3 separate regions of the Homo sapiens genome follow, and regions 2 and 3 are each linked to region 1. The links are chromatin contacts, found by Hi-C in ENCODE. All regions are on one chromosome and are shown on one strand. Each heading gives the region's core, a stretch centred on a gene start or an enhancer-like site at or near the end of the contact. The rest is flanking DNA. Distances are from core to core; before and after follow the strand shown.

Region 1 (2,769 bases), core at 193-2,692:
ACCCACACAGCAAGTCACATGTGCACGTGAGCACACATGAAAACACACAAGCACATGCACATACTCCTGCAGTGCACATGCACACCCATATATGCATGCACACAGGTGTGTGCTCAGATAGCACCCTCACACATATGCACACAAGCACACAGGCAAACACGCAGACACATGAACAAATGCACATATATATTCATGCAGTGCACTTGTGCACATATACACATGCAAACAGGTGTGCATTCAGCACACTCACAATGCACATGAAAACACGTGTGCACACACATGCAGTGCAATACATATATGCATGCACATGTGTGCCCACACCATACACCCACACATACGTGCAGGAGCACACACGTGCACACACAGAAACCACATGAATGCATGAGCACGCGTATATGAAATACACATGTACACATGAGCACATCCACACGCGCACATGCATGAACATAGACACACACATGCATGTACATAGACACGCACATGCATGTACATAGACATGCACACGTATACCCAGGCCCTGCATTGGAAAAAATCCAAAATGTGGCTTGGTTGCAAAGAGCACATGAAGAGCTGTTGAATGCAGAGGTGCCCAGCAAGAAGCATGGACCTAAACCCGAAGGTGGTTGGGGGAAGCTTGGGGACACCTGGGTGGGCAAATGGCCCCCCTGAGGCCCAGGGACAGATGCAAAAACCCAGCAAGCCAGGAGGGTCTTTGAAAAAAAAAATGTGTACCACATGTGACATTTCCCATGTGAGGGAAGCATCGAGATCATACTGTGTTTTCCCTGTGCCCTGCGATTTTGCAGCTGACATGCCCTTTCTGTGGAAATATATAGCAGTCCTCATGCTAGGATTGCGTGTTCTGTGTCAGGCAGCTGGGCATGGGAGTGCAGGGTGTGGGGTGGAACCTGGGAGGAGAGTTCTAGTTTTACCACTGTGTTCCGGCCGTGGGGTGTCCTGGGGAATGGAGGCCACCTCCTGACACTGGAGTTTCCTGGGTTCTGCTGTGAGCGAGGAGTGGGAGAAGACAAGACTCTGGTCTTAGAAACCTTCCGAGTCTCGTACGCCCTTGACTGCCGTTTCTGAGTATTTCCTGAAGCTTGGGAAGGATGAGTCACTTTAAGGGGATTGTCCTATGTTGCTTTGTTTTGTTTCTTTAGTGACGGTGTCTATGATCATCTTCTGTTTATGAGGGTGAAATTACAGAAATAAGAAGGGTTACACTTAAAATAATATCTGTACTTTACTTTCACGTGTGGGGTTTTTTTTTGTCATTGCTGCTGCTTTTTTTTCTTTAACATTCTGACAGTTCTGTCTGCTTATTATTAAGTCTTCCTACCTTTCTAAAGAGAATGTCTTTCTTGCTAAAGAATACATTATGGACTCTTGGAATCTCTTTGTTGGGGTGGAGGGGGTGGGGACTTGCCCTGACTTGCTGGGAATGCCCATAGGGTTTAGAAGTCACGTCTACCGCTGAGGCACTAACAAAGGTAAGCCTTCAAGGAAGCACTGTCATTTCCGGGGAAGAGAGTTTTGAGGAAATTGAAACAGTTACGAATTGATCTAGCAGTCCCTCTACTAATGTATCTACATATGAAGATATGTAGAGATGACTTTTTTTTTTTTTTTTTTTTTGAGATGGAGTCTCCCTCTGTCACCCAGGCTGGAGTGCAGTGGCATGATCTCTGCTCACTGCAACCTCTACTTCCCGGATTCAAGCGATTTTCCTGCCTCAGCCTCCTGAGTAGCTGGGATTACATGCGCATATCACCACGCCTGGCCAATTTTTTTGTATTTATAGTAGAGACGGGGTTTCACCATGTTGGTTGGGCTGGTCTCGAACTCCTGACCTCGTGATCCTCTCACCTTGGCCTCCCAAAGTGCTGAGATTACAGGTGTGAGCCACCGCACCCGGCCCCAGAGATGACTTCTAAACCTTCAGGGTATTCCCAGCAAGTCAGGGCAAGTCTATATATATATAATATATATATGTGTATATATATATTTGTATAAATATATAATTCGTATATATAGTATGTATATATAGTATATATAGTATGTATGTATATGGTGTGTATATATGTAGTGTGTGTATACATAGTATGTGTATATACAGTATGTATGTATATAGTATGTGTATATATAGTATGTGTGTGTATTATATATATATATAGTATGTGTATGTGTGTATATATATATATGTTTATTTGGGATAAGGAAAGGAAATCAGTATGTCAAAGAGACACTCCCCTCCCATGTTTATTGCAGCACCATTCGGAGTAGCCAAGACATGCAGTCAATGGAAGAGCCCATCAAGGGATGAATGCAGAAAGAAAATGTGCTATATCAACTCTGTACATTCACTAAAAGCCATTCATTTGCACAGTGAGAATAAGTGCCTTTCATGCTATGTAAACTATGCCTCAATAAAGCTATTAAATGAACAAAGAAAATAGGGTATATTCACAATGGAATGGTATTCAGCTTTAAAAAAGAAGGAGGTTGGCTGGGTGCGGTGGCTCATGCCTGTCATCCTAGCACTTTGGGAGGCTGAGGCAGGTGGATCACCTGAGGTCAGGAGTTCAAGACCAGCCTGGCCAACATGGTGAAACCCCGTCTCTAGTAAAAATACAAAAAATTAGCTGGGCATGATGGGCGGGCGCCTATAGTCCCAGCTACTCAGGAGGCTGAGGCAGGAGAATTGCTTGAACCCAGGAGGCGGAGGTTGTAGTGAGCCAAGATCATCGCACTCCAGCTTGGGCAACAGAG
Region 2 (3,040 bases), core at 419-2,918, 1.0 Mb after region 1:
GCCCTTCCTCAAGGTCTAAGTGGCAAAGAGGTCACTGAAGGAAGCTAAGTCCCCTCTTCCTCAGCGGTTCTAAAGGCCCCACTGGCTATGCCCGCTGGTCTTCCTAAGTCATAAGCTATGGCCTCGAGCCCTTGGGCTTCCCAGCCCAGCTTCCTCCTTTCCAAAATGAGGACAAACAGGAGTTAGAGGGCCTGAGAGCCGACGCCTCACCAACACACCCAGGACAGCCCCCTCTACTCTCCCATTTATTTTCTTGACAGCCAACACCCCACTTAGCCATACGGAGTCCCTAAGTGGCACAGGCGGGCCGATGACAACTGTTTAAATCCAGCGCCCACGTTCAGTTGGGATATTCTGACCCACTCAGGGCTGCTCCATAAAGCAGCGCGTGTCCGGATGCAAGAGCACCGAGAACTCGAAACCTCTCTGTCAAGCTGCCCATTCGGGGTTAAGTTCAAAGACAGAGGACAAAGGAAACGGATAAAGCGTCCGATACAAGAATTACCCATTTCAGAGGCACAAGACGAAGAGCACAGGCGGTGTCAGGACATGTTAGGATCCGTCCCCAGCGCTGCCGTCCTCGTCCCCACAGCGCCCCGGGACACCTGTCCCCCACAGCCCAGCTGCTCCTGCAGCCCCTGGAGAAATCTGTACATTCCCTGCCTCTGGGCACACAGGGAGGCTGGCCTAGGGGAGGCCTGCAGGGGTCTTCGCACCCCGCGCCAGTGTCCCTGGGGCCGCTGCCAGGGAGGGAGCACGAGGTCCCCCAGGCGAGGTGACCCGCAGGAGGTTTTGTGACGTCGGACGGCCCAGGCCCCAGAGTGCTGTGTGTGCTGGGGGTGGAGGGTGGTCTCCGAGAGGAGCCGTCGGCATTTCAGGTTAGGCACCCGGCCGGTCGGGGGTACTTGCCTGGGCTGGGGGGCTGGGGAGTGCGCTCCACCCGGGAAGACCCGGGGCGCAGGTGCAGCCCCGCACGGGGACTCCGAGCCGAAGTAGCGGGTCAGGGCCCTCCCCAGGAGGTCGGCACCCAGGGCCCTTTGTCCTACTACAACGTCCCGGCCACGCCGCGCGCCCCTGTGGGCCGAGTCCCCGCCCGCACTCACTCACCCACGGTGGCCAGCGTGTCAAAGTCCTGCAGGCTGTACACAGGCGGCTCCGGCGACAGCGCCTCAGGGCTGGGGCAGAGCGCGGGCGCCCCGTCGGGGGTCTCCTCCGCCACCTTGCGGGAGTCGCTCTCCGCCGCGGCCGCCTGGGCCAGCCCGGGCGCCTCCATGGGGACGCACTCAGGTCCGGGGCACCGGGCCAGGCCGGAGCGCTCGGGGAGCCGGGCTTCCCGGGACGCAGCCTCGGAGGGCGGCGCGGCGGCGGCATCAACAGAGGCTCCCCATGCGCGCTCTCGCCTCCTGGTGCGCGGTCCGGCGCGGCTGACGGAGCGACGGGGACAATGGCTGGGCGGCGCTCACGGCACAAGCAGCAACGGCCCCGAGTGGGAGCAGCCGCCGGCCTCGGGGGGCGGGCACCGAGTGCGGGACGACTGCGGGGAAGGCGGGGGCCGCGGCCCGGGCTGGGGGGGGCGAGGCGGGGGCCCTGCGCATTCCGGGTCTCGCGCCCGCCGCCTCCTCCAGCTCGGTAGCCGCGTGCGCGCTGTTGGGGCGGGCGGAAGCCGCCTGGGCGTGACCGCGCCTCTCCCCGCCCTAACCCGGCCGCGGGGCTGGGGGCGTCGCCTTCGCGCGCGCTCCGCCCCCGCCCCGACCCAGCCCAGGAGCCGGAGACCCGGGCGTGCGGCGCTGGGGAGGTGCCCACGCCCCCTCCGCGCCCGGGGCACCCCTGGGGTGGGACCCAGGCTGACTTCTCCTCGGGGACGCACTGGCGGGCCACCCGCGTCGCTGCACCCAAGCCCGGAAGATGGGGAGGCGAGGGGGCCCGGGGACAGGGAGGGCGTAGCTCAGCAGAAGTGAAGTTCAAAACTAAAAAGTGAAACTGGCGTTTGGTGAAGAGAGGGGCTCGGATTAGCCCGGCTAATTTTTGTATTTTCTCAGTAGAGACAGGGTTTCACCATGTTGGCCAGGCTGGTCTGGAACTCCTGAGCACAAGTGAACCGCCTGCCTCGTTCTCCCAAAGTGCTGGGACTACAGGTATAAGCCACCACGCCCAGCCTCTGATTGGCTTTAAGTCATAGAAAATAGGATTGCTCAGCTGGCAATCTGCATACAGATCCCCTCTGCCCTCCCCCCAAAAAGTTCAGTACTCCTGCGGGTGCTTGTTTGGGACCTGAGAGAATTTGGAATGAGGGCGGATCCCCAAGAGGGGCTGCCGGGTCTTCGGGATGAGTTCAGCGTCCTGGTTTTGCTGTAGGACTCTGGTGATTCTAGATTTCTACTTGGAAGGGGCGGGGAAGGGCGGGCTCGACCCTGTGCGTTTCTTTGCAGCTTCCTGTGGATCTAGAATTCTTTACAAATAAACATTCCTTTAAAAAACTAGGGAAAGACAGATTTGAGAGATCGCCCGACCAAATGTAGTGCGTGAAACTTGATTGGTCACTGTTTCAAACACCCCGGCGACAACCCTATAAAGAATTGTGCAGAGGCATTTCAATTTCAGAAACCCCAAAGATTTTTTTTTCCTGGCTTAAGTGTGGCTCAGGCAATAGTTGGACATACTTATATTTAAAACCCATATCCGTGTGGATTTGAAATGCAAATATAGCTAGATATTTGGTCACCCCTTTCCCCAGGGAAATGCAGACAGTGCTTAACTTGCGGGCCTGGCACGGCCTGGACGCTGCGCCCCTGACCCGCGACCAGGGCGGCCCAGGCTGCCGGTTCGCCGACCACAGTTTGAGCAGCAAGGGGTCAAACTGCAAACGCCTTTGTTTTGAGGGATCTCAGCGATTCTGCGATTGGAGGGGGTCTCCAGTCCCTCAGTCCGCAGGTCAGGGGGGCTTTCCGAGAGCCAAAGCGGCCTCTAAGTCAGAACGGACACATTTTTAGGGGGACCAGGCCGAGCCATCCTTCCACAGCTAACGGGGAGGGGGAGTCAG
Region 3 (2,700 bases), core at 72-2,571, 1.1 Mb before region 1:
TCTTTCTAGACCATATAGATTGTATTAGTCAGGGTTCCTTAGAGGAATAGAACAAATAGAAGATACACACACACGCACACACACATATATATGTACGTATATGTGTGTATATATACACGTGTATATATACACACATATATACACGTGTATACACACACATGTGTATATATACATGTATACACATATATGTGTATATGCACATGTGTATACACACATATGTGCATGTACACATATGTGCATATACGCATATATACACGTGTGTATACGCATATATACGTGTGTACACGCATATATACACGTGTGTACACACATATATACACGTGTGTACACGCATATATACACGTGTGTATACGCATATATACACACATACACACATATATACACACATATACACACACACATATATATACACACACAATACATATATATGTGTGTGTGTGTGTGCGTGTGTGTGTATATATCTTCTATTAGTTCTATTCCTCTAAGGAACCCTGACTAATACAATGTATATGGTCTAAAAAGAGTCCATATGAATAATCCACTCCTAGTTTAGCATATCATCAAGAAATAACCATAAAAATGGGGGCCAGGTGTGGTGGCTCACGCCTGTCATCCCAGCACTTTGGGAGGCCGAGGTGGGTGGATCGCCTGAGGTCGGGAGTTTGAGACCAGCCTGGCCAACATGGTGAAACCCCATCTCTACTAAAAATACAAAAAAAATTAGTCGGGCATGGTGGCAGTTACCTGTAATCCCAGCTACTCGGGAGGCTGAGGCAGGAGAATCGCTTGAACCCGGGTGGCGGAGGTTGCAGTGAGCCGAGATCACGCCACTGCACTCCAGCGTGGGTGACAGAGTGAGACTCCATCTCAAAAAAAAGAGAAAAGGTTGTATTCTTTTGAGTCCTTGATAGCCTCTGACTGAATACATCATGTATTAGTTTGGTGTAGAAGTAACGGAGTGAAAACAAAAACAACAAAACAACCACCACCACCACCACAACAAAAAACACCCAGGCACAAAAGTGCAAAATGGCACAATATCATTTGCATGAAGTGTCTAGAATAAGACTGCTTGCAGAGTCAGAGAGCAGATGGGTGATTGCTTAAGGCTGAGAGCAGGGAGACTGGGGAGTGACGGTTTAATGGGTATGGGGTGTTTTTTTTTGGGTTACGAAGGTGTTCTGGAACTAGCTAGGGCCGGTGGTTGTGTAAAATGCTCAGTGCACTAAATCGTCTCTTCATTGTGCAATTTTTAAAATGGCAAACTGTGTGTGATGGGTATTTTCCCACAGTAAGAAACAGCAGCAGCACAAAGGGAGGTGATAACTCACGTCATATCACACCCTGCAGGCCCCATCACCCTTCCTCCTTCCTCTGTTCACCTCCTCCTCCTTTTCCGGGCTCTGCAGACGAGCCCGGGCAGCCCTCCCCGCTGGCCGTCTGGACCCAGGCCTGCCTGTCTTGGGTGCATTTTAGGACATTAAGTCTGGCTGGAACCTGAGAGCATCAGCCATGCGGTAAGTCCCCACATCCCTCCAGCAGTCTGGGAGGGGAGCTCTCTCCTTTGCTTTTGTACACTCTGGAGAAAATTGTCAGGCAGCAGACATGAAGAGCCTCTGGGGAGATTCAGTGAGGGCTGGCAGGCAGGTGTCCAGGAGCCTGAGTGACTCACGAGAGAAAGGACATATTCCTTAAAGACAAATTCATCAACGGATTGGTTTAAATAATTCCTGCTCAGCACATCCCAAATTAAGCTTCGTCATCAGACACTGCATCTGTTGCCTTTTCTAGAAACATGAGCTCTAAGCTCAGTGACACCGTCTGTCAGGGTTTCAACGTTTCACCTCCCCCCTCCAGGGGAGCCGGTTTCCATACACCAAAGCTCTCCAAGGTCCAGTTGTGAGGATGGGGAACGCTGGCTGTCTGGTGACGGCCTTTCCAAAGCTGCCCTGTCCTCTTGCATTAAGAAAGATTAGTTTGTACTCCGGGAGGAGAGGCGCAGAAGGTTAACAAGATTAGAGAGAGCTCCTGAGACCTGCGGTGAGATTCCCTGAGGGATGTGGCTAATAAAACTGTAAAAACAACGCAGGCGGTGTCTCTCACCGCCGGGTCCTGATTTCAGGGCCGCAAATGTCTACCTCTTCTAGGCAGTTTGCTACCTCAATAATTTAGGTTGTCAGTTGTGGTATCCAAGCCCCAGCACACTTTTTTGTTTGTTTGTTTGTTTGTTTGTTTTGCAGTTTGCAGGTGATAGTTTCTAAAGATGTGTTTTTCTATTTTTCTTTCTTTCTTTCTTTTTTTTTTTTTTTTTGAGACAGAATCTCACTCTGTCGCCCAGGCTGGAGTGCAGTGGGGCGATCTCAGCTCACTGCAAGCTCCGCCTCCCGGGTTCACGCCATTCTCCTGCCTCAGCCTCCCGAATAGCTGGGACTACAGGCGCCCGCCACCACGCCCGGCTAATTTTTTGTATTTTTAGTAGAGACGGGGTTTCACTGTGTTAGCCAGGATGGTCTCGATCTCCTGACCTCGCGATCTCCCCGCCTCGGCCTCCCAAAGTGCTGGGATTACAGGCATGAGCCACCACGCCTGGCTAATTTTTTGTATTTTTAGTAGAGACGGGGTTTCACTGTGTTAGCCAGGATGGTCTCGAACTCCTGACCTCGTGATCCGCCCACCTCAGCCTCCCAAAGTGCTGGGATA

The links. Hi-C counts contacts between places; a loop is a spot of excess contacts on that map. Pooled maps may share reads with other maps.
Region 2: a pooled map shows a loop between it and region 1 (5-fold over the local background). The contact joins the promoter of PRKX here to the enhancer-like site in region 1. A Hi-C loop is called at or near these places in 3 of 37 single-sample maps with no recorded cell type and 6 of 50 pooled maps.
Region 3: a loop to region 1 is called in a pooled map, with 6 times the contacts of the local background. The contact joins two enhancer-like sites. A Hi-C loop is called at or near these places in 5 of 37 single-sample maps with no recorded cell type and 9 of 50 pooled maps.

The regions. Positions count from the first base shown.
Region 1 is chrX:2,709,254-2,712,022 of GRCh38, forward strand. The region is part of intron 1 of CD99 (CD99 molecule (Xg blood group)); the gene reads left to right. Among named protein-coding and RNA genes, the nearest start is that of CD99, 19 kb to the left of the region's middle. Within about 2 kb of position 1,443, at least 17 of the 41 ENCODE cell types and tissues checked have a DNase peak (open chromatin) inside an H3K27ac peak, as active enhancers do.
Region 2 is chrX:3,711,981-3,715,020 of GRCh38, forward strand. PRKX (protein kinase cAMP-dependent X-linked catalytic subunit) reads right to left here and starts at 1,669. Exons shown (of 9, transcript NM_005044.5): 1 at 1,108-1,669. The coding sequence starts at 1,273. RefSeq lists enhancers at 293-602, 2,934-3,040 and silencers at 773-1,052, 1,093-1,222, 1,243-1,972.
Region 3 is chrX:1,656,355-1,659,054 of GRCh38, forward strand. No RefSeq gene overlaps it. Among named protein-coding and RNA genes, the nearest start is that of ASMT, 43 kb to the left of the region's middle. RefSeq lists enhancers at 944-1,445, 1,446-1,945. Within about 2 kb of position 1,322, at least 9 of the 41 ENCODE cell types and tissues checked have a DNase peak (open chromatin) inside an H3K27ac peak, as active enhancers do.